Regions from separate parts of the Homo sapiens genome. Here all the other regions are linked to region 2. A link is a loop called in an ENCODE intact Hi-C map of the cell type or tissue named here. Cell type or tissue: dorsolateral prefrontal cortex. All regions are shown on one strand. Each heading gives the region's core, and the rest is flanking DNA. Links, peaks and the distances in the headings are about the cores only.

Region 1 (5,938 bases), core at 521-5,520, 51 kb before region 2:
ATCTAATTTCATTCACAAATTGCTTCCTGCTAAATCATCTGGGCTGTCAGTCAAGCACTCAGCAAACACATTGTTTGGCCGTGTTTAAATCAAACATATGGGTGACATGCTAAATTCTTAACTGAAATTACTCTAAATATATAGCTACATCTCTTCTTTTGCCTATAAAATTGCTTTGCACATCAATAAGAAGAAAAGAATTTGTGGTGATTAAGAAATATAGGCTTCAGGGCTATATTCCGGGCTATCATTTACTAATGTTTGGACCTTGGGCAAGTTACTTAACCTCATTTTCTGTGAATTGTAGGAGATAACAACATTTACCACATGGGGCTGCCATTCAAGTGTTTAGAACAATGGCTACAACAGAGTAAAGGCATAATGAATGTTAGCTCTTCCTCCTTTATTGCAGTAGAATTCAAAATATGATTTCAGACTAGGAATGATAGCTCATGCCTGTAATCCCAGCACTTTGGGAGGCCGAGGCAGGTCAATCGTTTGACTCCGTGAGTTTGAGCCCAGCCTGGTCTCAAATATGGCGAAACCCCATCGCTACAAAAAATACAAAAATTAGCCAGGCATGGTGGTGCACATCTGTAGTCCCAGCTACTCGCGAGGCTGAGGTGGGAGAATCGCCTGAGCCTGGGAGGCGGAGGTTACAGTGAGCCAAGGTCGTGAGCCAAGGTCACTCCTGCCTGGGTGATAGAGTCAGAGCCTGTCTCAATAAATAAATAAATAAATAAATAAATAAAATATTTTAAAAATATGATTTCAAAAAAGGCACATTCATAGACAAAAAAGATTGTAGCTAACTAAGTACCTGCTTACCTTTCATAAAGAAGGGTCGAGTTGTTTTCCAGAGCTCTGGATTGTTGTTAAATATGATGCCTTTCTCATGCATACCGATGCACTGCAGCCCAAGTTTGCTGCCGAATCGAGAGCTGTAATGATTGTGCTTCATTATGTGGAACATACTTGAGGACCTGAAAAGACAGGAAACTTTGGTGTCAATTTTTAAGGGTCAGGAGAACTCCTGGTGGTACATTTTGACTAGGAGGTAGCTCTCTTAGCAAATGCATGTTGCTCCAAATGCAATGTGCATGATTTCTAGTATTCGGGTTGAATAAGCACTTCTGTTAGCATGAGGACATCCTTCTCCAGTTGAATCATTTCTACCTACTGACTCCCTGTTTCAACATCACCAAAGATAGAAAACACACACACACACCCATATACCATTCCTTACTTCTCTTTCTTCTCTAACCTCACCAAAATACTACCCACTACTGGAGTCAGAGCTGCAAGGCTGCTAAGAAGCTGAACCCTCCATACCACCAGAGCCAGAAGAACCTCCAGCCTCCCAGGTATCATCCAGCCTCACTCCACAAAGTGCCACCCACTACAAGAGTGAGCCACAGAATCAGAAGTTTGTGGAATTACTAAAGTCTTGTTTTCCTATTTTGGAACCAGCAGTTTTGCCTAGTACCACCCAACTCCAGTCTCTAATCAGGCCTGCCCCCTCCAGTGGAGTATCAGTCAGGGCTTGAAAAATATCTCCTTGGGCACTTCTTCTAGCCCTGAGCTTGGCCAGCGCCTGGCTGGACTGGCATGCAAAGTTCACTGTGGTAGTAAAGGAAGCTATTTTGGGGCTCTGCCTTCCATCATGACTCATCAAAGTCTCCAGGGTCACAGAGTTCTCCCACGACACAGGATGTGATGAGTCATGAGACAGGGCAATTTGCATGATGCTCAATTATGCAAATTCAAGATGCATTAGATGTCATTGGTATTATCTTGATTTTAGATGTTGTTGTTACTTTCTTGGTGAACTTAATATTTATACAAAATTTCATGTATTAATTGCAACTTTGGTCCTCCCTCTCCTCTGGTCTCCTGAAATTTTGTTTCACAGCTGCAAATTCTCCCACTATGGAGGTTTTCAGAACAAATAACCCTCAAAGATTGCAAGTGGTTACTATAATATCTGCAATTGGTTCTCAGGTTGGAGAGACTTGCTCCTCCATCTCCTAGTTGACACTTGGCTCCTAAAAGGATACTTTTGCCTTAATGAGGTTGTTCAGTTAATGCCTGTTGAAATACATTCCCAGAGGACTCTAGACCAAAAAAGCGCTGCTCTGGTTCAATGTATTAGGTTGTGGGCTAAGTATTAATCCAGCTCTCACATCTGCGATGTGTTCCATAGTCCTATTTAAGCTTTAAAAGTAAGCCCCTGAAATAATGGTAGTGTCAAGAAATTAGAACAGGATTATTATTGTATAATAATATATAATATATAAGGTGTGGTAGTGTGTGCCTGTAGTCCCAACTACTTGGTGGGCTGAGGCAGTAGGATAGCTCGAGCCCTGGAGGTTGAGGCTGCAGTGAGCCATGATCAAGCCATTGCACTCCAACCTAGGTGACAGAGCAAGATCCTATCTCAAAAAAAAAAAAAAAAGCAGAGTTATTGTATAAATAACTTATTAATATTTATTTCAGGAAAAACCACCTATTTTCAAATAAAAACACTATTAAATATTCTCTTGATCTGATTCCAGATAATATTCATCAAATAATCCTAAGTTTTGGACATGTTTGCCTCTCCCTAGCAAAAATAAATAAATAAATAAATAAAAATCCAGATGCTTCCATTTGTATTCTGGGGAATTTGTCTGACGTTTCAAATTTTGTCATATATAGAAAAATTATGCTATAGGAAGGAATGAAATTCTTACTAATTAAAATATTTGAAAACTCTAGCTTTACTTACCTTCCCCTCCATCATTCTATAATTAAAGCAGAAATTAAGTAATTTATATATTCTTTATTCACAAACTAATATTTAAAAATTTTAAGCACTTAAAGGACAAACACTATTTTTCTGCTCTGACCCTGGGGCTTTTGCATACTGCATTAATCATATTGGCCTGTCCATTTCATTTAAGAACTTGCTAATCAGTTTTAAAAAGAGAGTAAGAAACTCCAAACATAAAACAAACCCAACGAAATATTTGCTAGTTATTAGTAATAAAGAGCCAACCTTTAAAATTCTTGTGTCCTTTAGGGGGCACCAACTTCTCAGCTATTTTGAATCCAAAGCTCAGGCTTGTTAGGGACAAAGCTAATCAGGCCGATGTGATAAAGCAAGGGATGTGTGACTGGCCACAGATGAGCAATTTAAAACAAGGTCACTTACTAAAAGTAGGCTGGATTTATCTAACCAGAGTAAATCAGAAAAGTGAAGAGAAGGTCAGTGATGAACTAAGGACCCCAGCCCAGAGCTCCTCCTGGCAGTCAAGACAGGCCTGGCTCTGGCTTGTGGGCCAGCCTGCAATACTGCCAGAGGCAAGTGTTATACTGATTATTTGGGAGAGTGAGGATTTCTTAGCACTGAGGAGAGTCCAGCTGAGTCCCCAGCCTCAGCAGGGACAGTGCACAGCGTTGGGTGTCTGATCACTAGGGTTATTATCCCTCATTAAGCATGATTGAAGATAAAAGACATCTCCAAAGATGGCAAACCTATTGTCTGTTCAAAATGAAAAGTAGTCAGGGAGTAAGCTCTTAGGTGATGAGAAGAAAGCCACCTGAGTTCTGGGATTAAACAATTCACACACTTGTGGGCAGATTCAACAGTGATGAGGAGGCAATTAATGGACTAATTGGTGCCTTCTTTTTTTTTTTTTTTTTTTGAGACAGAGTCTCACTCTATCGCCCAGGCTGGAGTGCAGTGGCGCAATCTCAGCTAATTGCAAACTCCACCTCCCAGGTTCAAGCAATTCTCGTGCCACAGCCCCCTGAGTAGCTGGGATTACAGGCACCCGCCACCACACCCGGCTAATTTTTTGTGCATTTTTAGTAGAGACAGGGTTTCACCATGTTGGCCAGGCTGGTCTCAAACTCTTGACTTCAAGTAATACACCCACTTTCACCTCCCAAAGTGCTGGCATTACAGGTGTGAGCCACTGCACCCGGCTGGTAACAAACATTTAAAAACACTTGCCTCATGTAGATCTGTTCCATCAATCCTATCACCTTTTCACTGTCCTTCACTTCTCTAATATCCTCACTTACCCAGCTTAAATTCTAGGTGACTACAAGAGATAAACAATCTTTATAACAGAGGAATCTCACTGTAACCACCTAACCAGTGATCAAATTTAACATCAGTGCTAGTGGGACAACCTGTTACTCATCTTCTGATGTGATGTGATATGAAGTTCCTAGTACTACTGAAGTGTTATTGCAAAAATGTGCAACCTTAATCTAATTGAGCCTTTAGACCCAATTTTCAGTTTATAAGAAATACAGAGAATAGATGAATATAGTAAATGACACCCTGATGAAACAGTGAGAGAAATTCAGAATGTGGGATATGTTATAGCTGACCTGGTCTCTTCAAAATGTCAATGTCACAGGGGGAAAAGTGTGGCAGGGGGACGGCTCTTTCAATTTTCCTACTCATTTGACAATTTTCTTAACAGAAAGTTGGGAAAAAATTACTGTCAATCATTAAAATTAAAATACCCTTCCCTGAATCCTCAACTCCCTTGACCCTCTTCTTACTTTGTCATGGTTGTCTGATAAGACCACACTCTAGCTAAATCCAACTCTTAGCTTATTCTGTGCTTGCACCTGGCAGTTGAAGTGGGCTGGGAAAAAAAGAAAAACCACACATGCGCACACATGTGTGCGCATGTGTGTACGTTAGCGCACACGTGCCTGCTGTCAGGTCTCGGTTAAATTCAAGTGGGCCCTTAGTGTCGCTGGCAATGCTACTGCATGTCCCCAGCCCATTCACTCTCTCACTCTTCTAGATGACTATTATATTCTCCCTACTCAGCCCCAGCTGAAGACTTTATTTCCAATTTTCCCAAGAAAGTGGAAGCAACTACAAGAGAATCTCCACAATCCCCAACGACCCGGACCTGTGCCCATATATTCCACCTTCCCTCCTATTACTATGGAAATTCCATGTCCCTATTCAAGGCCAACCCATCCACTTGTCCCCAGGGACCTCTTCACATCTCACCTAGCACACTCTTTCTCTTCCATCAACAATCATTTGATTTTCCTCCATAACTGACCAGTCCCCCTACAACTCACATGCTGTAATTTCTCCTATTTTAAAAATCAAAATTCCTTTGCCCACACATCTCACTCATCTACTGGCCCATTTCCTGCCTTCTTTATGGCAAACTCCTTGGAAGACTTGTCTACACTTGCTGCCTCTGATTCTTCTCCCCCGATTCTCTTCTCTGGTCAGACTTTTGCCCCCACTAGTCCATTGAAACTGCTCTTGTCAAGGTCACCTGTGACCTCCCTGTTGCTAAATGCAGTACTGAAATCTCCATGCATTCCCTTGCCCCATCAGTGGTATTTGACATGGTTCACAATTTTCTACTCCCTGATATGGATTTTTCACCTGGTTTTCAGACATTACACTTTCCTGGTTTTCTCTTCTCGGTCTAGCTGCTCTTCTCAGTCTCTGTTGCTAGTTTCTGACCTATTTACACTAGAGGGTCTCAAGGTTCAGTTCTCTCTACTCAATCATCCCACTCAGATGTCAACTGGGCATGTCAAATCTAACATGTCTGGAATGGAACCCTAATCTCTCCCCTTCCCAAACTTGCTCCACCTATCTCAGGACACGATGTCCCCATTCAATGCAAAACTGGACAGCACTTTGACTCTTTTTTTTTCTCTCACACCCTACATCCAATCTGTCAGCAAGTCTGTTGGCTTTGCCTTCAAAATATGTCCAGAATTTTCCCTCATCTCTTATCATCTCTACTGCTACCACCTGGACCAGCCACCATCACCTCTTGCCTAACTGGTCTGTCTGTCCCCATCCCTTGTCCTCTTGCACCTATTCTCAACAGAGCAGCCAGAATGATTCTGCTGAAACATAAATGAGTCATATGTGTCAGTCCTCTCTCAAATT
Region 2 (5,938 bases), core at 379-5,378:
TCGCCCCCTGAATGTTTGGCTTTTGTAATAGATCGTAGCGTACCAAGAGAAGCTAATTACTAATCACAAATAGAAAACTGACCATGAGGAGGAGAAAAGATCTGTGCGTACGCTCCTGTGAACAGAGAGTAATATCATGCCTCCCTTCCATGGAGTTACATAGTTGCTGGGCTCTCTGAAACTTTGGCTCCTCGTAGGGGGTCCTAGACATATGCCGTAAAAATAGATTCATGCACACACATAGATACCTGTCCCAGGAAAACTTGAATGCAGGGTGGAGTATGAAGATGTGGGAATTGTGGGGCTACTTTACAGTCTTTTTCTAAGGAAAATTAAAGAAAAATGCACTGCTTAGGAAAATGTATGTCGGAAATCCGAAGTGATCTTAGCCTTTAGCCAGATGTTTTATGTGTGAACGTGATTGTCACTGCATCAGGTTCAGTTGTGTACACCTGGGGTTCAGGGGGTGCTTGGGTAAAAGTCTCTCTACCTTCTATTTTCTCTCCTGTACTGAGATATGGCATCCTCTGAGGGAGGAAATACAATCGGTTAAGTAAGGTAAGGTTTGACTTGGGGAGAGGAGCCTTTCTCTCTTTTCCTGGTGACACTGCCCCTTGAGACCCTCCTCTCAAATTTACTGTCGGCTAAATACTGTCCCACATAGGGACATTTACATTTTAGGAACACATTTTTAAATGAAAGACTCAAGTTCCTTTAAGATTTAATGGAATAGTGGCATTCCAAGCTTCTTAACAGGTAGGATGCAAGATCTTTGGAGGCAAAATAAAGCTGGATGCGAGCCTCCACTGGATAACTCCATAACACACCTCCTTCCTGCATTTCTCCTTTTTCTACCTCCTCCATTCTTCAAGGTCTCTGTGACTCTGTCCTGGGTGAGAAGAAAGCAAGCAAGTAAGAGACCAAAGACTTGGATTAAAAGCAAGATGAGAAGTAAAAAGAGTACCTAGTGATTTAAAGATTTGTTCCCTTCCTAGCCTCCAAAGTGCTTGCCATTCAAGAAGCCTTCATGCCCTCAGCTTTATTGGGAGGGCATCCTGGAATGAACCCCACTGCGCAGGAGAGGCAAGGTGAGGCCTGGGGGCTGGGATGGGAGCCCAGCAGGAAGATGAGAAGGTTCCCATTCCACTCTGTAGTGCTGGTCACTGTCAGATTGGCATCAACCCCCACATCTCCATCTACAAAGTAGGTGGAAGACCCACAACCAACTTGAATTTGAAGTAGAGATATATGCCAGAAAAAAAGAAAAGAATGAAGACCTGGGCAAGTGGGATGTGGCTAAGGCTCAGAAGAAATTTCCTCAGCAAGAGGAAAAAAACACTGACTTCCCCCAAACCAAGCTATGAGTGAAAACTGACACATGCACCGATGACATATACATTTCCCTTAAAGTCTCTTCCTTCTAATTCCCCAAATTTCTCTTTGTGGCTTATATTTTGGGATAGAAATGGAAGCAGAAAGGGCTAATAGGGAATTAAAGGTGGAAAAGGCAAGAGAAATAATAATGTCTGGGTATACAGTTGCTGCCTAGCACCTGCTAGGTGAAGGAATGAGAGAGAAAAGAGGAGGCTGAAAGAGAAAGAGGCTGTGAACTCACTTTATGTTCCTTGAGGGCAGAAACTGTTGTATTCTCCTCTTTTCCCAATTCCAAGTGTTTGCATGGGGCTTTTGCATTTAGAATGCGATTAAATGTTTTTGTTAACTTCGAAGTCAAAGGAGAAACAGAGAGAGAAGGGATGGGTCTAAGGGGGTTGAACTGTTACTCCATCCTAGACCCCATGTGACTGGCTCCCTCCATAAGAGCCCGCTCTGCTCACATTTGTACTTTGGACTTAGATCTAAAACTAAAAGCCTGCCCTTCTTTTTTTTTTTTTTTTTTTTTTGAGACGGAGTCTCGCTCTGTCGCCCAGGCTGGAGTGCAGTGGCACGATCTCGGCTCACTGCAACCTCTGCCTCCGCCTCCAGAGTAGCTGGGACTACAGGCGCCCGCCACCATGCCCGGCTAATTTTTTTTGTATTTTTTAGTAGAGACGGGGTTTCACAGTCTTAGCCAGGATGGTCTTGATCTCCTGACCTCGTGATCCACCCCCCTTGGCCTCCCAAAGGGCTGGGATTACAGGTGTGAGCCACCACGCCCAGCCAAAGCCTGCCCTTCTTCTTATCTATCCATCCTGGTCTCCCCATTTTAGGGGGGCTCTGGTTTGGCTCTTTCTGCCTTGTGGCCATTTGCCTTGGACTCTTAGCTTTGACCTCTAGGACATGAGGTCCTACACCTCATTTTGGCCACTTCCTACCTATCAGGAGGTGACTTGGGCACCATTCTGGACACTAGTCCTTGGCAGGCTCCAGGTTCTCATCTACATGGGTGGAGGTGGGGAGATACTGTGGTCTGTAATGAGCCACTGCCCTCACTCAGTGTGGTGTGGTGAAGAAAATAGGCTTGGACCCATGAGGGCTTGGCTTACAAATGTTCCAACTTGAACCTTGGAAAAAAAATTTTGGTACAGCTGTAACTGTGTCAACGAATGTAGTCCAGTGTCATTTTGGGTCTTGCAGTGTGGCAGGTCACTTGTCCACAGGTACCTGGACCACAGCACTCTCACATCCTGACCAACCACTGCTGGGAAGCTGCCCAGCCCACATGAGCTCCATATTCCAGTCTCAGGAATGGGAAGACAGCACAGTGAGAGATGCCAAGCTCCGGGGCATCCTCTGTGGAATTGACTGCCACTGCAGGCCCAGGCGCCCGTTACTGGGGAAACCAGTGTTCCCTGATGCCACCCCCACTGAGCATCCAGAGACCCTGATGCTATCTATTGCCTACTGCCCAGCTGCTGCTAACTCCGCCAGGACTTGCTCTTTCCCAGTGGAAAATTCAGCAGACAACATTTCTAGAAATGCTCACACAGCCCCCTTGCTACACAGCCCCTTCTACTTTAGAAAGGACCCACTCCTACCCCAGGAAGACTCCAGTGTAGTGACCACAACTCTATTCTGTTTCTCCAGGAAACTGTTCTTAGAAGAGGCCTGAAGAGAAACATGACTGACTAGGTAAGATTAGAGGCTATACCAGATGTTTGGGTCACTCTCTGGAGGTTCCTGGGGCAGCAAGTAGAAGCTCAGCCAGTACTACGCAAGGGGGCTTTTTCCAAGCCCTTTCAGGGGCCATGTCCTGGACAGAAACCTACCCTGAGGAGCCAGAGCACTGCGGGCAGGAGAGGAGGACCTGCCTGGAGAAGTCACATCCAGACATACAGCCCGGCAGCTCCTATGGAAAAGCAGGACTTGAGCAACAGGGGGCAGCAAAGCACAACCGCCTTCTTCAGCTGAGCCCTAGGGCAGCCTTGGGAGGCAGGCAGTGAGGGGCAGGAGAGTTGGCCCCCCTCTCAGGGGACAGCTGCTTGGCTGGCCAGAGGTAATGGCCAAGTTTGAATCTGAAGTAGAGATATATGCCAGAAAAAAAAAAGAAAAGAATGATGCCCTGGGCAAGTGGGATGTGGCTAAGGCTCAGAAGAAATTTCCTCAGCAAGAGTAAAGGGTACACTGACTTCCCCCAACCCAAGTTATGACTGAAAACTGACACATACACCAATGACATATACATTTTCCCTTAAGTCTCTTCCTTCTAATTCCCCAAATTTCTCTTTGTGGCTCATATTTTGGGATAGAAATGGAAGCAGAAAGGGAAGGGCTAAGAAGGAATTAGAGGTAGAAAAGGCAAGAAAAATAATAATGAGAATAAACCAAATAAAGAGAAATAAACCAAGCTTGCCCCTTGTTGGTTCCCTCTCTGAATTCTGAAAAATCCTTGTCACAGTCCACAGGGACCTCTGGAATGAGAAGAACTGAGACAGAGAGGCTGGAGTAAAGGAGCAGCAGACCTCCAGACACATGATGATAGTTACCCTTGCTGATTTCACCCCTTTCTCCGGTCTTACTTCATCCTTGTAGATGGAGCCCCTAAGATACAACACTTCATCTTCTTGTTGGGAAAAAGCTGAGTGTTGGGAAAAAAAGCTGAGGCAGGGCTTGCATGTCTGACATAATGTCCAGGGCTCAGTGCATAAAACCCCTCGTGGCCTCTGGAATGAGTCTAGACTTGCTGGCTCCTTGCTTCTAGCTTAAACTGGAAGAACATGCTCCCTATTATCTCAAGTAGCAGAATATGTTCCATATGCTTCAAAGGAAATGCTAAACTATCACAGCTGTAGATCATGTGCTTGCCCTTTTGACCCACACATTCTCACCACCTGTTTCTTTGTTTGACCACCAATAAATAGTCTGGGCTTCCAGAGCTCAGGGCCTTCACAGCCTCCATACTTGCGTTGGCCACCTGGACCCACTTTCTCTCTCAAACTGTCTTTTCTCTTTCCTTTGACTCTGCCAGACTTCGTTGCCCCAAGGCCTGGTGTTGGATCTGATCACCCCAACATTCCTGGCTGCCCAACGTGGGGCGACAAAGGCCCTGGTGAAGGAACACTAGAGCATGTGAAAGCAGGGGATGCATTGTCAAAGGACACCCAAGGATGACTAAAGGAAGCTTGGTGGGAAAGCTGAGGGCTCGGAAGAACCAGGGTAACAACAGGACAAAGTGAAAGCAAATATTCTGCTTATTTAAGTTTCTTAAGGCATTTATTATGAAGAGTGGGGGTGAAAGTTAGTACTCAGAATTTGTTATCACTCTTTAGTACGGTAAAGGAGTTTTGCCCATGGTTCCTGGAACAAGGGACTATGGAGTTGGATGAATGGGAGATAATTGGCAGAGATTTTAAAAAGGCGTATAAAGATGGAGCAAAAATTCCAGTTTTTTTTGGTCAATGTGAGTGATAATAAAGGCAGCTTTTGAGCCATTTCAAACAGATGATGAGGTAGATTCAGATGAGGAAGAGGAGGACGAGTGTAAAGAACTAATTTCAGATTCTGAATGTGAGGAACAGAAACCGGAGGAAATTAAAGAAAGGGAAACTGAAAGAAGTATGTTTTACTAGCCCGTTGGCTCCACCTGCTGAATTAAGTGAATGGCCACCTCTTCTCTCTCCCATTAATGGGCGAGAAAATGAATTAGCTGAAAAACACCACTCCTGTAGTTGCAACATTAAAACCTGGAGCAATTGGTGGTGCTATACAAAATTCTATTCAAAAAGCTAGAGCCGAGGGAGACCTTGAAGTATGGCAATTTCCCATTACTATAATCCAGCAAGGAGGGAAGGAATTCAAGCAAGCCATTACTCTGAATACGTTAAGGCTTGCGATGGCATTGGAGGTAACTTACATAAGGCTACTCTTTCAGCTCAGGCTATGGCTGGATTAAGAGTAGGAAAGAATATGCCCCATTTCTCAGGCTCTTGTTCCAATTGTCGGCAATTTGGACACAAAAAAGGAATGTAGAAAAGGAAATCAAAAGGCAAGAACTACTACCGTCAATCAACAGAAAAGCCCTGGTGTATGCCCCCATTGTAAAAAAGGCAATCACTGGGCAAATCAGTGTCGTTCTAAAGATGGACAACCTCTTTCAGGAAATGGGAAGAGTGGCCCACCTCAGGCCCCTCAACAAACCGAGGCATACCCGGCACAGCCAGTGCCCTCACAAGCGTACAACAATTGTCCCCTGCCACAGCAGGCAGTGTTGCCATAGACCTTTGCAGCACAATTACCATCTCCCTGTTTCCTGGGGAGCTGCCAAAAAAGGTCCCTACGGGAGTTAGAGGACGCTTACCCTCAGGAACAGTTGGTCTATTACTTGGAAGGTCTAGTCTAAATTTGAAAGGTGTTGCTGTGCATACAGGAATAATTGACTCTGATTATACCAGAGAAATTCAATTAGTTATTAGTTCCTCAACTCTGTGGTCTGCCTCCCCAGGAGAAAGAATTGCTCAGTTGCTGCTGCTACCCTAAACAAAACTAGGAAGCAGCACAGTGA
Region 3 (5,938 bases), core at 278-5,277, 100 kb after region 2:
GAGAGCCAGGCTGTACAGTGAATGCATGGGACGGAGCTATTGAGACCACTTAGGAGAGATTGGCAGAGAGTGGGGAACGACGTCTGCACTGGAAGTGGGTTGAGTAGGTTTTTCTTTAGCACTTTGAAGTGCTTTTCAAAAGACAGCACCTTCTCCTTTCATGCCAGCTTGAAATTGGGCCTCCTTTTGCACAGAAAGTTCTTCAATTAAAATTAGATGTGAAAAGTACAAGTTGCAAAGTGAGAGGATCCTTTGGGATAGACCACGAGGCCTGGATTGGGGGCAGGGTAGTGGGCAGCAAGGTGAGTGACAGGACCCAGGAATGAACTGGGTAGCTTCAGAGGGTGGACACAGAGCATTGGTCTCGAGCCCTAAGAGGATGCCTGGCAGGAAGATGTGCCAGAGCAGAACCTGGGCTTGGGGACTGGGAACAAGGTTTAGCTTCCCACTGGATTCATCTTTGAAAAAGCAGGCACTCATAACTTGAGGCTAGTCCAGCTGTGACCAGGTAACCTGGCTCCCATTCCTCTTCCTTGCCCAGCTGTTGCTGCTACGGCAGTCAGGACAGATGCTATGTGATTCTGTGCAACCTTTAACATCTCAGTTGGATCGTGAGGGTAATCCCCTAGCTAGAGTAATTAGTTATTCTGCTAGTACAGAGTTTGTCAAACAACACATGCTTTTCTGAATGCATCTTACTCTGGAGCCCAGATTTCCTTGGGGACCCAGAAGCATATCTTCTGGGAGAGCAGGCATCTTGAAGAAGCCATGTTATTGGGTTATTCTTCACTCACTGCATCCTCTTCGTGTGTATCTGTTAGAAAATATCTAAATCATCATGTTACTGAACTGCGTATTGGGGCAGAAGCACTACACATTCTCCTTGCAGCCAAGTGACCCTAATCCAGTTATGATACGTGTCTCTAGTCTCTTATTCTATGCCTAGGCAAATATCAATCACGGATCAATGCTGCTGAGCACAGCCTCATAGCATTCTTTTCTGCTGTTCCAGAAAGCCAGCACTAATTGACTGGAACTGGCACTTCTCTCTGCAGACTGATTTGTTTTTGGTGTTCATGGCCATCACAGACCTCAAGTTTACATAACTGGGGCATTGTGAGCCAATTTTAGATTTCAAGGGAAAAAATATCTAAGTGGCTCAGCTCTTATCAAGCATCCACCCAATTTTAATCGATTCTGGTTAGGAGTGTGGGATGGGTACAGTTAGCATGAGCTACATAATTTGCAGGGCCCAGTGCAAAATGAAAATGCAGGGTTTCTTGTCCAAAAGAAGCAGGAAAAAGGCTTTCTTCTTTCTTCCACAGTCTTGACCTGTTTTGGTGTGAGTTTTTATCTGCTACCTAATGTCATACTCCATGAAGCATAGAATACTTATGGGGCAAGTACAGACCCTCACAGGCACCAGGGATCCTTCCCTGTGACTCAGGCACGCAGGGCACCACTCAGCCCCACCTTTCCTGCACTTGTGCCCCAGCCCCTACCAGAGTGGAAGGTGGCAGAAGTTACTGATGGGGCAAGGAGTACAGAGGACACATCATGGGGCAAGGGAGCAGGTGGCAGTTCCTAGGAAGGTGGTGGGAGTTGGGACCCCACCAAGCCCCCTGTGCATACTTTATTGACCCATTGGACTTCACTTACACAAATTCAAAGACAAGATCACTGGGAATTTCTAGACGGCGACTGCAGAGCATTAAGCCCACACCTGAAGCCCCCTTGTGAGGTGAAACCCTATGCACCTGCATGGGTGGTAGGCCCAGGACACCAGCCCTGCATGCACTATTAGCATGATCATGGATGTCTGCACATATTCCTTGAGGATGTGCTATTCAAGAAAGGGAGAAGGGTCAGGAGCTGAGAAACAGTTTTCTAAACACCCAGTTGGCACACATCATGGCATTTGACATTATTTGACACATGTGGGAGCTCTTCCAGATGTCAGGCCCCTGGAGAGCCAGGCTGGCATTCTGAGAGGACGGAGGACATCCCGCCATCACCATAACTCCCTATGCCTCAGCACATTTTATGTCTGCCCGGACTGCTGAGCTCTCTGGGGCTGTCTTCCTTTCTCTTCTGAAATTCTCTCCTCATCTAGCTGCGGGGAATTAGACCTGCTGGATTTCCTCCTCCAAGTGTCTTCTGACAACTCTCTCTTTCCTGGTGCCTCTTCTCTCACTTGCCTCTCCCCAGGTGGGGTGTGGCCCTCCCGCTCTTCCATCCCCAATTCTAGCCTAGACTTTTTACTCTTGCCTTAAGACTAGCAGCTCTGGACCTTTTTAGGATCAAGAACCCCTCTAAGGATCTGCTGATGGTGACTGATTCTTTTCCCAGAAAATTTTCACACCACATCAGAGGGCCCATGACCACCTCCATTCCAGTCATCTATGATGCTCGGATAAAAATGCAGATTATTGGGCCTCACTCTAAATCCAAACTGAATTAGGAACCCCAGATGGGGCCTGGGTATCTGCATTTACTAGGCATTGCAGGCGATTCTGTGGATTCATATGAGAGGAACTCTATCCATAGGGCATCAGTGGAACTCTTGCAGGACACCCTAATCTAATCACCACAGTGAGAGCCTTGGCCACGGCTAACGTGTCCTGAATATACAGCTTCAGCCGGGAGCTCTCACCAACAGTACTGATGCATGGACGTGGTTATCAGACTGTCGTGAGAACTTTTGAAACCTACTGTGTACAGGCAAGTCTTGTGTCTTACAGTCAAATTATTCTTTCCACCAGTCTCTATATCCGAATTTGGCTCCCTCTGTCGTCGCGAACGATGATTAATTGATTTCCTCTGACCTCTGTTAACTGGCCACCTCACCCCCTTCCCAGTACGTGTTCGCCATCTGGTGGTAAAGTCATGGAGACACAGGCTGTACTGACCCTAGAGAATGTGGTACCATTTTAGCCAGCCATTTTTGCCCAGAGTAGGACTGTTATGTATTGAAAGCATATCCTCAAACACCTATTTCTCCCAAAAGTCCCCACGCCTGTCAAAATAGCCTCTATCCATCTGTATTGCAGGCCCCCTGTTATCTGAATGTCCTCCTCCTTTGCCTCCTACCCAATCAGATGTGGATTCTTGCTCATTCTGCTGAAATACCTCTTGAATGTCTAGCTTTCTCTACAATTCTACAGTCAGCTCATTTATCCACAAGCTTGTCACTGAGTTGACAGCTACAAAGATCCCCTAGGGTTTTTTTTTTTTCTGCAATGCCCATCCTCCATGTCTCTCTTCCTGTCTCTGTGTCACTGTCTCTCTCGTCTTGTTGCACCTAGTTCTATCCATCTACCAACGACAAAGAGGCTATCAAACCCACACTGCTTTCACAGCATCATCCCCCTGCCTAAGAACCTCCCATGGCTCCCTCCTGCCTCACAGATACCATCTACACCTCCTGGTTTGACATTCAAGTGCTTCTGCCACCCACCATACCCAGGTCCTTCTTCAGCCTCATCTCTACACACTTGGCCAGTCCTCTAACTTCCTCCCACCCTGAATCTTATAAGTCCCCACCTCTGTACCTTTACTCCTGGTGGCCCCTTCATGGAATGCCAGACCTCATCTGCTGCCATCTTAAGCCCCGTTTCTTCAATGTCGTGGCTCCAGGATCATCTTCTTGAGATGCCTTCTCAGACCACTGCATGCCCACACTTCCCCAGTACCCCTTGTCAGGGGTATGGGAGTGGAGACTTCACTGTAGCTCTCTCATACTGCATTATGGTTTCAAAGAGTCCATCTTTCCCACGTAGACTGTGAACACAACAGGATACAGGCACCAAGATTTCTTGGTGGAGTTTGATGCACATAATAACTGCTTAGCAATGCTTGTTTTGTGAATGGTCACAGGCTTAGATTTATGGAAAGACCTCACCATTCCAATATTGGTAATCATTATATGTGGTCTAAAGAGGCGGGCAGATCACGAGTTCAGGAGATCGAGGCTATCTTGGCTAACACAGTGAAACCCTGTCTCTACTAAAAATACATAAAAAAAAAAAAATTAGCCGGGCGTGGTGGCGGGTGCCTGTAGTCCCAGCTACTCGGGAGGCTGAGGCAGGAGAATGGCATGAACCCAGGAGGCGGAGCTTGCAGTGAGCCGAGATGGTGCCACTGCACTCCAGCCTGGGTGACAGAGCAAGACTCTGTCTCCAAAAAAAAAAAAAAGAAAAGAAAAGAAACAAAAGGAACTCAAGTGCTCATGTTACAACCTCATTAGCTTGTCTGAGTACTCAAATAGAATAGTCGACAATAAGACACCCCTATTTGTGGGAGCAAAATTCATGTGAACCCCTTAGATCCTTGAGTAATTACATGCTAAGGAAGGTATTTGTTACCTGATCTGGGCTCTCAATTTTTCTCAGGCTATTTCATGTAACAAAAGAGAAATCTAGCCAGCCAGCTTTCACTCCCGACTCCCCCCAGTGGCTCAGATGAGACAAGCTAGCTAGATTACAGCACTTGGAGAACTCCTGGGACGGCCAAATCTCAGCCCCACAATGACAGCACCATCATTTGCTAACCCCCATGCTAGGGCTGCACTCATGGCCACCAGCATTGTTACTGGCCCTCCGTTTATTAGGTTGACTGCTTGAGAGATGACTAATTTATCAATCTAGAGTGAGGACAGCTCAGAAATTAATCTTGGTTCATTGAAACAAGCAAAAGTGGTTTGATTGGCAAATGGGTCTTTGTTGAATTGCTTTAAAGGGTCTTTTGGCCAAATATAACGAGTTCTAAATACAAGGTGTCAAATCCATTGCTTAGGGTCAGTAGATAATTAGGAGATTTGAAGGTCGGGGGTGCTCTTTGTTTTCTGGGTTCGGTGCTGGTTTCTCAACTAAATTTTTTTTCCGTTGTAGGACCTTCTGGACCACCAGGTAAGAGCCCATGGATTTTCTAGTTCAAGGGGAGGCTGTGGGTGGCCAGACCCTAGGATCTCCCTGTTGGGACAGATGCGGGGAGGGCAAGAGCCTGGAGGCAGTCCTGGCTGTGTGTCTCCTTCTTTGTGCCCCTCACCTGAGGCTCTGCCATCACCATCCCCCCACTTGGCACTGCTTCAGCCAGAGAAGGAAGGAAAGAAGTGGGAAAGGATGTGGAAAAGGAATTGATGCCTGCTCAGTTTCACTGGTAAAGGAAATGACAGTAACTTCAGTGAATAATTTTTTTTTTTTTTTTGGTTAATGTCCCTGTTTCTGTGTTTTGATGCAGGACCTCCGGGAGCCGGCGGGTTGCCAGGACACAACGGATTGGATGGACAGCCTGGTCCTCAGGGCCCAAAAGGAGAAAAAGGAGCAAATGGAAAAAGAGGAAAAATGGGTATTTTTGGCAACTCTTCTAATTAATTTCCCTGTTATTTATCTCCATGATTGCATTTGGGTCGACTAAAACTGTGTGCAGCAGGGGTAAGGTGTTTCATCTCTGCACAGTTTAAGGCCGGTTTAACTCTTACCTAGAAGCCATTGCGTTCCGGGATACCAAGGGTATACTTCTTGGTCCCACCTTGACAGATGTTTATTTCAAACTGGAGAAGCCGTCTCCTGGGAACTGACTCGCACCCTTCTGCTGCAGATGGGAGGTGGAAGGAGCAGGAGCCCACAGCCCTGGGAGGGGCATTCTGTGGGCCGTGTGACAGCTGGTGCTGGTGCATGCTCTTTCGAGGCTCAGCTCCTGCCTTGCCCTCTATTGCCTCCTCCTGCCCAGCGAATCTGTGTTTGGTTGAAAATCAATGAACTGATGTTGGCCCCTGGTAAGGCATTTCTTGGCTAGAGGAATAGCTCAAACTGCTTGAGTGGAAAGGCAGCATCCTGGCCTCCCTGTGGCCGGCACTCAGGTCAAAGGGTCTCCTCTTCAGGGGCTACAGGATAACTATGAAGATATGGCTGGCATCTCGGAGGAGCTTCCTTTGCCC
Region 4 (5,938 bases), core at 580-5,579, 220 kb after region 2:
CACTGGTTCCTAAGCAAAGAACAGATGGAGGTAAAAAGAATAAAGCAGTTAGGAGATGACAGGGACTTGGACCAGAGTAGTAACTGCAGAGGTAATGAGAATTGATTATTGGATTCTGGATATTAATAGAACTGATAGCATTTGCCAATGAACTGGATACTGGGTATGAGAGAAAGCAGAGTCAAGAATGACTGTAAGTTGTCTCACCTGAACAAATGGAAGAACTCATTTACTTAGAATCCATTTACTGAGATGTGTAACTCATTTAATCTCTGAGCTTCAGTTTCCCACCTGTGAAATGGAGACATTCATTCCTGCCTTATTACCTCATGAATGTCCACTGTGTCCAGGATACACTATTTCTATATTGCTTAGCCAATGATACAGTTTTGTATTAGAAAGTATAAACTATTTTTTACAAATCATGCCATGCCTACTTTCTTAATGTCCCACAGTAAAAACTAATATATATTAAACACACAACACAAGCTTAAGGTTGTTCTGGGAAGAATCTCATTCAACTGCATACAACCTCATAATGGTTAAGATTTTTCTTTTCCAATTAATAGTGAGAAAATAAGTCATAGGCAAAACCCTAGAAGGTCTCTAGTTATTTTAACCTGCAGAGAAGAAAACTTTGGGGGATATACTATAAGGATGTAAATCTATATGAAGAGATATTTTCCAGCTACCTTTCCCCCACAGATCTGGAAATCATGAAATAGTTAAAAGGGTACAGGCTTTGAGTCAACAGTTTATCCACATATGAACTCCACTTCTACTCCTTAATGCCTATGTGATCTCAGATGAGTCCCTTAATTTCTTAAGGATCAGTGTCTTCATCTATAAAGTTAAACATAATAATAGCTATCTGCTAGAAGACTGTGATAATTAAATATGATAAAGTAAAGAAAGTGCCTGAAACATAGCAATTTTTCACTCCTCCAAAATATTTATTGAATTAATGAAATTCTGATCATTAATTTTCAGTTTCCTTTGCCAATGCCATCATTTACAATCAACACCATTACCCTGAACTATGTGCATAAAAGAGAATGGAATCTAGTTCCAGGAAGCAGCCAAAAATTTTCTAGTTACAGAATGAATTAGGCAAAATACGTATGACATTAACTGTATGGAAATCTCGCTGAAGAGACTTTTTGGAGAAAATTAGGTAATTGTAAAAAGTTGTTTATGGCTAGAAATGGGAAGACCAACAAGTTGAGCCCATGAGGTCCCAATAAGCCTCATGATTCCATAGTAACATTAACAAATGGGCTGTTATTATCAAAGAAAAAATCATAGGGATCAATCTGTGTTAAAAAACAAGAGACTTGGCCAGTCCATGGTGACTCATACCTATAATCCCAGCACTGTGGGAGGCCAAGGCAGGAGGACTGCTTGAGCTCAGGAATTCGAGACTAGCTGGGGCAACATAAGGAGACCTAGTCCCTACAAAAAAAATAAAAAGAAATTAGCTGGGCCCCATGGTGGTGCACACCTGTGGTCCCGGCTATTCAGGAGGCTGAGATAGGAAGATTACTTGAACCTGAGAGGTTAAGGCTACAGTGACCCATGACTGCACCGCTCAACTCCAGCTTGGGCAACAGAGCAAGACCCTGTCTCAAAAAAACAAACAAAAAACCCACCCAAACACACACAAAAAAACAAGATTATAAATCCAAAATGACACAAAGGTTTCAGTGTAAAAACTCATGAGAGAATGCACATGGATCTCACAAATCCATGCATTCATATGCCGGCCTCAACCGTCTTTTCTAACTGAGCATATTATATAATAGTAATTACCTATTAAGGAGGTCTTTTCCCTGCAAAGTTTGAAAGTTGAGACTGCAATTCAGTAAATGAGTCAGTATAGAGATAATACAAATATTTCTATTAGGTACAACTTTATAAATTTTTAGCGAGAATATTTACCTGAGCAACTCTTATCTCTGCTTTCATCAAGCTCAGTACTAGTAGTAGCCACTGTATCAGCCAAAGCTACAAGGAACATCTGCTCCAAACGGGTAAGGCCTGGTAGACTTGAGTGCATAAGATGACTTGAAAGTACCCTTGCATGTTCTTGGCCAAAGTAAGCTGGTCCATATTGAGAAAGATTTATTACTTTTGATTTGTTTTCTCTCTTTTCAGGCTCTAAATCAATATCATCCGTTGGTATATCCTGGATTTGAAACAGCTCTGAATACTGATCCTCTGGTTGACTTACTGTCTGATCTTCATAGCTCTGTGGTATCTTTGTACTTTCTTCTGAAATTCTGTAGGATGTATCTTGATCTGCAGCAAGTAATGCATATAGTGGTAGTGGAGGGATAGAATCTATCTCAGTATAATCTCGAGTACCATCTTTTCCTACGGTGACTGTTTCCTTTGCTGTACTGCCACTTACACTAATAGTTCGAGAGAGATGTCGCTTAGTTCCTTCTCCAGCATCAGGATCTCTAACTATTGCTACTTCACCTGCAATACATTTTACTAAATGAGAGAGAATGGCTTTAGCCCTTCGCACTTTCCCTAAATCCATCAATTCTAACAGCTGAGTTGGATGATATTGTGGAAGAGTAGGGGAAAGTACATGTGCAGCCTCAAATAAGCCACCATCTTGAATTACAGTTGGTGAACAAAAAACATCATCAGAAATAGCTGTTCCTTCAACAACACTTTTTCTTGCCAGCATATTAGATTTAAAGGTCGAATGATCTTGCATTGCTGCCTCTTCTGCATTAGAACTATCAGCTTCAGTGTCTCCAAATTTGACAGCATGCTTCCACTGTGCATATACATGCATTTCACAATCCATTCCTACCACCAATATCCCATCTCTTACCCAAGAGAGAGAAACAGGCAGTGAAGGAGTACCATCAACAGAAGATACCAAGTCTATAGATCTAAGAAGAACCCATCTTGACTTAACTCCTTGCTTGATACTACCACCTAGTGGTAAAGTGATGACAGCTACTCCATCCTTACTGTTGGTTTGCTCAGTCACAATTCCTGAAAGCCTTCCATACATGAAGATATTCGCACCGACTCCCACTGTAAGAATGTGGGAGCCATCTTCTTTTGATACCCAGTCCAAATGTACTAAATGTTTGATATTCGGAATAAGATATCTATCCTTGCTCAAGAGTGCATCTGACTTGCTATACACAAACAGATTACTGTCGACGCTGACCCTTGAATCAAGTACACTCCCAACCTTAACCAAATCATCAAGATGAATTGTTTGTTCTAAAACCCACTCTGATCCTCCTGTAGATTCACATTCAAATATACAAACATGCATGGAAAATTCTTTAGAAACAAAACCATTATGGTGGATAGGCTGCTTATAAGCCACTGCAAGGCGACCTGTGTATGAACAGCTAACAGCAACTGGTCTTCCCACAATGCTCACTGTACTGCTATTATCTTCTCCTTCATCATTCATCAAAGGCCATCTCTTCCAATGATAAATTTCTTTCTCATCACTTTTATTACACTCTGGGTTGGCTTCCATACAACATTTCCAGAAGCGTACTTTATTGTCAGAACAAGTTGTAACCACTAAATAAGGTGCAAGGCACACTGGATAAATTGAAGAAGAACTCAGATGGCCTTAAAAAAGAAAAAGCAAATAGTTAGTTGTAATAATAATAAAGCCACAAAATAATATGGTAGTAATCAAATTCTGGAATGTGATCAATTTAAAGTCACTATGAGCTTCTTCAGAATATCTCTGCAGTCTTCCTCTTAACTAGTATCCCACTAAATGTCCATTGGCCAACATATCTATAAAGGTCTTGAAGAGCCCATCAGTGAAATCAAGGTATGCAATAATAATCACTTAATTTGTTTTTAGGTAATTAAGTTTAAATGAGGCAACCATTTAATTAAAATAAAACTCAAAAGCACTGAAACAAGTCAGCCCTTAATGTGTTTCTATTATTTATATTTACCTTCACAACATGCCTCCTTAGAATTTCATACTATATATTTAATCATTTTCATCATGAATACTTAACTGAGCTTTACAATTTGCCTTTCAAATGCCCCTAACCTTCTCTCAAATAATCCAGACCCCAGGTGGTACACCAAATTTTGTTTCAGACCGCAAAACAGACCAATAGATCTTACCCATTTTACCAAGTTTAATTCATCCTCTCTTAGCACTGAACCAGAACCCTCTTATCTATTCCTGACTGCCAAAGACTAACAATGCACATCTGTTGTCAACTGTAAGACAAGGGGATATAGAGATTAAAGATCTGAGGTCAGAAGATCTGGATTTGAGTTTCAACCCATCAATAATTTCATTAACAGTGGGAAAGCTACTTAATCATCTGAGCCTATTCCATCTAAACAATTGGGATCAGTTACTGTTTCCCCTAGATTACTATTGTCAAATAAGACATTTTATAAGGCGTCTGTAAAATATAATTTATTATCACGAACTCCAATAAACTTATTTGAGTATAACCCAAACCTTTCAAATATTTTGAAAGATTAACAAACTGGCCTAGATCTGCACCAGCCACAAAAGCCCAAGAGTACACTCTTCTCAATATGATCTTTCCAACTGTGAATGCAAACCTGTCTTACGGATGAATAAGAAAACACCTATACTGAATATCATTCACCAGTAATTTTAGCGGCCCCGAACCTCCAATTTTGGTTTCCCAAAAACACTATTCTAGAAACTCCCCAATTAAAATTCTGCAAGTAGATCACTTTAAACACAGCTGCCAGACTTGCCCTCAAAATATCTACCTTGCTAAAGTCAGTATCATTCCAGACCACCCAAACTATAGTCTTTTATCCTACATTTTTCCTCAGAGTATCTGCCAACTGTTGTTCAAACATTCTTAATAAAGGTGAGACGTGATTACCACAATGTGAATGAAGTCTTAAATTTTAAAAAAAGCCTCAGTGGTTTACAAATGAATGTATTTGTTCTTCAAAATTTTACTATCATTATATTCCAAAGTGTAGGCAAGACACCTCACATTAAAATATTTTCACTATTGGCTGGGCGCGGTGGCTCACGCCTGTAATCCCAGCACTTTGGGAGGCCGAGTGGGCGGATCACAAGGTCAGGAGATCGAGACCATCCTGACTAACACAGTGAAACCCCGTCTCTACTAAAAATACAAAAAATTAGCCAGGCATGGTGGTGGGCGCCTGTAGTCCCAGCTACTCGGGAGGCTAAGGCAGGAGAATGGCATGAACCTGGGAGGCGAAGCTTGCAGTGAGCCAAGATAGCACCACTGCACTCCAGCCTGGGTGACAGAGCGAAACTCCATCTCAAAAAAAAAAAAAAAAATTTCATTATTTTGGCCGGGCGTGGTGGCTCACACCTGTAATCCCAGCACTTTGGGAGGCTGAGGTGGGTGGATCACGAGGTCAGGAGATCGAGACCATCCTGGCTAACACGGTGAAACCCCGTCTCTACTAAAAATACAAAAAAAATTAGCTGGGCATGGTGGTGGATGCCTGTAGTCCCAACTATTCAGGAGGCTGAGGCAGGAGAATGGGTGTGAACCCGGGAGGTGGAGCTTGAAGTGAGCCAAGATAGCACCACTGCATTCCAGCCTGGGCGACAGAGTGAGACTCCGTCTAAAAAAAAAAAAAAAAAAAATTTACACTATTTTCTGTCAAGCTGATTACATTTATCACAGGAAATTTTGTGGGTTTGTGTGTGTGTGTGTGTGTGTGTGTGTGTGTGTATGGAGTCTCACTGTGTCGCCCGCCCAGGCTGGAATGCAGTAGTGTGATGTCAGCTCACTGCCGCCTCCACCTCTCGAGTTCAAGCAATTCCCCTGCCTCAGCTTCCCAAGTAGCTGGGATTACAGGCACGTGCCACCACGCCCAACTAATTTGTGTATTTTTAGTACAGACATGGTTTCGCCATGTTAGCCAGGGTGGTCTCGAACTACTG
Region 5 (5,938 bases), core at 370-5,369, 120 kb after region 2:
AAATCAGTTCTTTATTTCATCAAGGCCAGTTATTCAATTGGGAACCTGGTAATAACTGCCCAGATTACCAGGATTCGGGGACTCAAAAAGAAAGTAATATTGTTCATTAGTAGTGGCTGCTGCACAGTGCAGGAAGAGGTGGGAGGAGGCAAGAGGTGATTGCCCAAGCGCCAAGTATCTGCTATTCCTGTTGAAGGCCTATGCCACTCTCATAGAGAGTTTGATAAACAGTATAGAGTGGGGTGGGAGAGGGTGATACATAGTTCTCCCAGGAGCAGCCAGGCCAGTTCAATGCCTACCACATTTGAAAGACATTTCAGAAATCCATATGGAGAATTGGACTTTGAGCTTGGGAGTCTTAGACTCTTCACACTGGACAAGGGACCTTAGGGAACATTTCACTCTCAACTTCCCGCCTTTGAAATTCCTCCCAAGGACTCCCTCCCAAGCTGTGATTGCTGGAGGTAGGTAACAGCCTCTCCCTGGCTTCCCTCCTACAGGCATCATGGTTAAGGAATTCAAGGATCAGCCCTCACTTCTGAATGGCAGTTACACGTTCATCCACCTTCCATACTATTTCCATGGCTGTGGGCACGTTGTTTACAACAACTCTCTCTACTACCACAAAGGGGGTTCTAATACCCTAGTGAGGTAAGTCGCACCACAGCACCTTCTCACGCCTCTCAGGCAGCACCTGTGCTGTGGTGCTTTTGTGAGCAATTAGGGGTAGGGACTGTGTTTTCATCATCTTTGTGTCCCTAGGGCTGACACACTGAGGTCAATCAGGGTTTGTCGACTGAATGAATCACAGGATATGTTAGTGAGCCCCATGGCCCAGCCCCTGCCTGGGGTCTGCATTTGTTGCTGGTCTGGACAGCCCGAGGAAGGTCAGAGCCAGGGAGAAGTAGACCTGGAGTGGTGACGGCCGCAGCTTCCCCATCCTCTGAGAGAGAAGCAGCCCGAACTCATAGCTCCCCCTGGTGGAACGTGCTGCTGCTCCCTGATAAAGTTTTGTTTTGGAAAACTTTGGGTGTGGGGAATTTCGTGTCACAGCTGAGATCATTGAAGACTGGGGAATGAACCCCTAGTCAAGCGTCTCTGCCTTCAGATCCGTCTGTCATCCTGATGGAGTCCTCCCAGGCCGCCCTCTGCTCTCCCATAGGGAAGGGAGGAGGGTCACCTGGGTAGACACTGCCCAAGGCAGCCGCTGAGCCTTCCCCACAAGAATTGCTGAAGTTCTGTCTTTAGGGTTCAAGAAGAGGAAATCAAGCTCTGGCCTTTGGAGGCAGAAGCAGGTCATCTTGGGCAAATCAAGAGAGCAATGAACCGAAAGCCAGGACACCTGGTTTCTGGCTCCAACTCTTGTGCCTCCTCTATGGCCTTGGACAAGAGACAGCACTTCCTGTGTCTCCCTGTCCTCAACTAAAAACAAAAAGATGGACTACAGCCTCTGAGTCCTTCTAGCTCTTCCACTATCTGAAACAGTAAACCCAGTATTATGAATGCCACAGTCCTACTCATTCAAAACAAGAGACAGTGACTTTGAGGGAGGACTGGGTCCCTTCCCTCTCCCTCATCCTTCTCCTACCCTTAGTGAGGTCCAGCTTTAACAACCTTTGGCATTTGAATGCTCAGGTTAGAATGGGGCGAGTTTCCTAGTGTAATATGCGATATGATCAGACACATCGGACACTGGCGTCAGCCGCGGCAGGAAGCATCCCCTCCTTTGCCTCTCACTCCCATCTACATGACACCCCCATCATCATCTCTACACCTCCCTGGCCACCCCATTTGGGCAGTCTTGTGCTAGTAGAAAAAGACAACTGACCTACCACCTGCTCAGTAGTCCCCCTCTCAAGACACACTCTTTCCTCCGATGCTTCTCACTGAATCTTGTGGTTCCCTGCTGCCATGTTATATAGGGCTATTGCCACACGGAGGTGGCGTGGGGGGCAGTTCTGCGGTGGATAACCCCCATAGTGAGAACTGGCCTCTTCAAGGAGGTGTATCTTCTAAGGAAGCTAAGTTTGGATGCAGTGGTTAGGAGGCTGTACTGCTCTATGCCGCGCCACGGACTGGGACCTGACGGAGAAGCAGAGCTGAATTCGACCCTGTAATTGCTGGGAGAGATGGGTCTCACCAAGGAATGCAGCTGTGAGGTGCCAGGACTAGACGGGGCCAAATGGCAGCAGTAAACCCCAGGTATTCAGAGGAAGGAGAACTCCTGTGTACTGAGATGTGCAGGGACCTTCCCAAGCCTCACTATTCTCTAGTTTCTTCACGGTTTCTTGATAGACTTCAAGTCTGTTATGCTCAAATGCATATCCACAGATGCACACAGTTCATGTTTCTTCTGCTGCTCAGTGGCACCCTCTGGTGTTTTCTTTTAGCCTAATGTTCCTGAATTTTCATTCCTGGAGTTACGTACCTTTTGAATTATAATTCACTTTTACAATACAGCCTAGAGTTGGAATCTGTCAAATCATACAGCCTCCAGGAGCTAAGGGGCATGAGATTCCATGCCATAGTTTAATGTATCCAGCCACTTACTTCACAAGAAAATGGTTTTCACAGTCATGACTTTGCAACAGCCCTTCTCACCTGCTGACTTTCTTCTTAACTTAGCAGGCTGTGAAACTCTTTTTTTAAAATTTCAGCAGGGAGTAAAGGAATAACCCCCACACTTAGAGTTAGAAACCCTAAGTTCAACCTCTGGCTCTGCCTCTTACTTGTCTTCATGGGCCAGTTGCTTCTCATTTTTTGCTTATAAAATGAAAAGATTGGACTAGATCCTCTTTTACAGCCCCCTTGCAGCTCTAAGAATCTTTGAGGGGGCATTTCAGGAGGTCAACAAACATCTGGGCATTAGTGAAGTGGGGGTCACATGGCTAGTAAGTGGTCACTCAGATGCAAATTCATTCTGACTTTGGTGATTATTCTGACACCACACCACTGTCTCCCTGTTGCCTCTGCTAGCACAGCCAGTCATTGTCTCTTACAGCCTCACTGCTCACAGCATTGCCCAAGGACCAGCAGAGCAGGCATTACCTGGGAGCTTGTAAGGAATGCAAAATCCCAGCCCTCACCCCAGACCCACTAACTCAGTTTAATAGAGGAGCCTAATAAACCACCTGTCCACAGAAACGGTGATTCATGTCTACTTTTCTTTGTTTGCATATTTCAGATTTGAATTTGGCCAGGAAACATCCCAAACTCTGAAGCTTGAAAATGCCTTGTATTTTGATCGAAAATACCTTTTTGCAAATTCCAAAACTTACTTCAATCTAGCTGTAGATGAAAAGGGCCTTTGGATTATCTATGCGTCAAGTGTGGACGGCTCGAGCATTCTTGTAGCACAACTGGATGAGAGGACATTCTCAGTGGTGCAACACGTCAATACCACGTACCCTAAATCCAAGGCTGGCAACGCCTTCATTGCCCGAGGAATCCTCTATGTCACAGACACCAAAGATATGAGGGTCACATTTGCCTTTGATTTGTTAGGAGGGAAACAGATCAATGCAAACTTTGATTTAAGAACTTCCCAGTCTGTTCTTGCCATGTTAGCATACAACATGAGAGATCAGCATTTATATTCATGGGAAGATGGCCATTTAATGCTTTATCCTGTGCAGTTTTTGTCAACTACCTTAAATCAGTGATGTGCTGCATTCGGCTCCCTTCAGCAAATTTCAGGGGTTTTCTGGGACCAGTTCTCCCCCAACAGGAAACTTGTTTTTTTAACGTCAGCCAGATATTTAGAAAATAACCTCAAAAGTGTTTATATGGTCAGTGAGCCCCGCTTAGTGAAATAGCAACAGATTGGAAGTTGAAATGGCTGAGATTTGGTGATCTCCCCACAGCTGGCTCTGCAAGTTACCTCTTTCTCCTTGGGCCTTAGTTTCCCCATTGGTAATCTGAATTGGCTAAGATGATTGGGGAGATTTTCTGTACCTGTAGGTAATTTGGTGATTCTTGGTGGCTGCTCTTCTCACAACTTTTATGTATCTGCTTCTGTCGTTTAGCTTTTTTAGCCACATGCTGACCAAATTTACCTTTGAGTTGATAAGTCCAGTGGCTTGAGTAGTGAATCCCTCAGTGCTGACTTATATCTTGTTCTTTGAAAAAATGCATTGACTCTTTAAGACATCTAAAGTATCACATTATCCATAATTTATTGCTTTTCTTTGCATCTGCACCTGCCACCACAGAATAACCATTACCCTCAGCTGCTGATTGGGCAGCTCTGAGATTAGCAAAAGCCAGGGACAGCTACATGTTCAGGTTTTTTTTTTTTTTTTTTTTTCAATAAGCTATTTTTTTTCTTTTCTTATTTTAAATAGAGAGAGAGTCTTGCTATGTTTCCCAGGCTGGTCTTGAACTCCTGGGGCTCAAGTGATCCTCCTGCCTTGGCCTCCCAAAATGCTGGATTACAGGCATGTGTGCCTGGCCCAGGTTTCTTAATAAAACAGAATCATGATCTTCCAGGTTCCCCCCAGTTTCTGATCATGTTGATTTGTAGCTGTGGATCATGAACACTGAATCCTCAGATCACTCTGACTTCTTATGCTTCTCCTGTGGATCCACTATCAAAGTACTAAATGCTGTGTAAGTAGACGTTAATCTGGCTGGAACCATGGGAAGCACTTTGCAGTGTTCAGAAGAGAGGCTCCATTTGTGGCTATTATGTAGAACTGGGCCAGAGCCAGTCCATTGCCTGTTTTTTTAAATAAGGTTTTACTGAGCACAGCCACACTCATTTGTTTATGCAGTACGGCCTGACATTGCTTTTGCTCTGCAACAGCAGAGTCGAGTCATTGCAACAAAGAGCATATGGCCCCACAGTGCCTAAAATATTGACCAGCTACCCCTTTATGGAAAAAGATTGCTGACTCCTGATAAAGAATATAAAGTGAGCCTGATTCTTGAAAAAATCAGAACCAGAGCCTGTTTTGTTTTGTTCTAAACTAAGAAGCCGCATAGGATGTGACTTGCGTTTTGAGTAGAGGGGAAGGCTGATAACGGCGTAAGATGAAGTGGCCCTCCACAAAGGCTGGTTAGGGGACAGTTCTTTCTCTAACATAGTTTTAAAGGATGTGATCTGGTCCCCTTGGATGCCAGGAGAGAATCCAGTTGAACTTGCTCCTAAATGCTCTTAAATATGCATATTTTCTGCCAACTCACTTCTTTAAACATCTTTCAGCCCAGCGCTGCGGCCCCGGGAAGGGCCACTGCGAATAGAGAGGAAGCTGGAAAAGTTCCTGGGGCTCTGCAGCCAGGAAGGGGAACCAGGGCAAATCTTATGTAAAGATTTTTCAGCAACTTGTCCCAATTTGTGTGTATTCTGAAACTTTCTCTTTGGGACCAAATTCATTCTCAATGGCCCTGAGTTCAATATATTATTAACAGCAGTATTTTAAAACTTAGGGTTGAACTGGGCATGGTGGCACATAACTGCAATCCCAGCTACTTTGGAGGCAGGGATGGGAGGATCACTTGAGGCCAGGATCTCAGGACCAGCCTAGAGAGATCCCATCTCTAAAAAATAAAATATAAGAAAATAAAACTTAGGGGATATACAGATTTAAATATTCAAATCTCCCTGCTCCCCTGAAAGTCCCCAGGCAGCTGTCAATGACTTGTTTGTTGTGTTCTCAATATGATGGCTATTTGAAACTTCACCTACTTTTCATTAGATTGGTTGTACCATGTCACCTTAGCTTTTAAAAATACTCTTTTCAGATTCACGTTCTCTAACAAAGAGTCTCATGTTCAAGATCAATATGTCTAATAAGTGCTGGTGTCCTTTTAAAGTATTTAAATATATATGTTGCTGTTGCTGAATACAGGAGACCAGGTTAGGAATATAGTTTCATAATAATAGTACATACAATACTAATTGTATATAAGGTAGCAACCAAAAGAGGTTGTTAATTAG

The links. Hi-C counts contacts between places; a loop is a spot of excess contacts. Peaks named below come from ENCODE experiments on the same cell type or tissue, not always from the same donor. Only the 100,000 strongest peaks of a DNase experiment are listed, where the experiment ranks them.
Region 1: a loop joins it to region 2, with 4 times the contacts of the local background. A loop is called at or near these places in 6 of 110 quality-filtered maps.
Region 3: it touches region 2 in a loop (7-fold over the local background); 91 of 110 quality-filtered maps call a loop at or near these places.
Region 4: a loop joins it to region 2, with 2.3 times the contacts of the local background. A loop is called at or near these places in 12 of 110 quality-filtered maps.
Region 5: a loop joins it to region 2, with 3 times the contacts of the local background. A loop is called at or near these places in 17 of 110 quality-filtered maps.

What each region holds. Positions count from the first base shown.
Region 1 is chr15:51,226,951-51,232,888 of GRCh38, forward strand. CYP19A1 (cytochrome P450 family 19 subfamily A member 1) reads right to left here. Exons shown (of 10, transcript NM_000103.4): 4 at 829-983. All of the region lies in intron 1 of MIR4713HG (MIR4713 host gene), which reads left to right. Among named protein-coding and RNA genes, the nearest start is that of MIR4713, 12 kb to the right of the region's middle. RefSeq lists enhancers at 1,502-1,796, 1,522-1,816. In dorsolateral prefrontal cortex, for the core only: a CTCF peak has its summit at 3,064 (motif pointing right); no DNase peak of the experiment used is centred there.
Region 2 is chr15:51,278,239-51,284,176 of GRCh38, forward strand. The region is part of intron 1 of CYP19A1 (cytochrome P450 family 19 subfamily A member 1); the gene reads right to left. All of the region lies in intron 2 of MIR4713HG (MIR4713 host gene), which reads left to right. Among named protein-coding and RNA genes, the nearest start is that of MIR7973-1, 33 kb to the right of the region's middle. RefSeq lists a promoter at 3,944-4,323. In dorsolateral prefrontal cortex, for the core only: CTCF peaks have their summits at 3,332 (motif pointing right), 3,536 and 4,995 (motif pointing left); a DNase peak (open chromatin) is centred at 3,323; H3K4me3 peaks cover 675 bases; H3K27ac peaks cover 322 bases.
Region 3 is chr15:51,378,547-51,384,484 of GRCh38, forward strand. It overlaps GLDN (gliomedin), which reads left to right. Exons shown (of 10, transcript NM_181789.4): 3 at 4,890-4,907; 4 at 5,239-5,346. Among named protein-coding and RNA genes, the nearest start is that of GLDN, 40 kb to the left of the region's middle. In dorsolateral prefrontal cortex, for the core only: CTCF peaks have their summits at 2,865 (motif pointing left), 3,067 and 4,444 (motif pointing left); DNase peaks (open chromatin) are centred at 2,835 and 4,475; H3K4me3 peaks cover 2,121 bases; H3K27ac peaks cover 3,154 bases.
Region 4 is chr15:51,496,614-51,502,551 of GRCh38, forward strand. It overlaps DMXL2 (Dmx like 2), which reads right to left. Exons shown (of 44, transcript NM_001378457.1): 18 at 1,939-3,618. Among named protein-coding and RNA genes, the nearest start is that of DMXL2, 120 kb to the right of the region's middle. In dorsolateral prefrontal cortex, for the core only: a CTCF peak has its summit at 2,972 (motif pointing left); no DNase peak of the experiment used is centred there.
Region 5 is chr15:51,401,093-51,407,030 of GRCh38, forward strand. It overlaps GLDN (gliomedin), which reads left to right. Exons shown (of 10, transcript NM_181789.4): 9 at 501-651; 10 at 3,185-5,938. The coding sequence ends at 3,662. Among named protein-coding and RNA genes, the nearest start is that of GLDN, 62 kb to the left of the region's middle. In dorsolateral prefrontal cortex, for the core only: CTCF peaks have their summits at 986 (motif pointing left), 2,374 (motif pointing left) and 2,576; a DNase peak (open chromatin) is centred at 939; H3K27ac peaks cover 1,004 bases.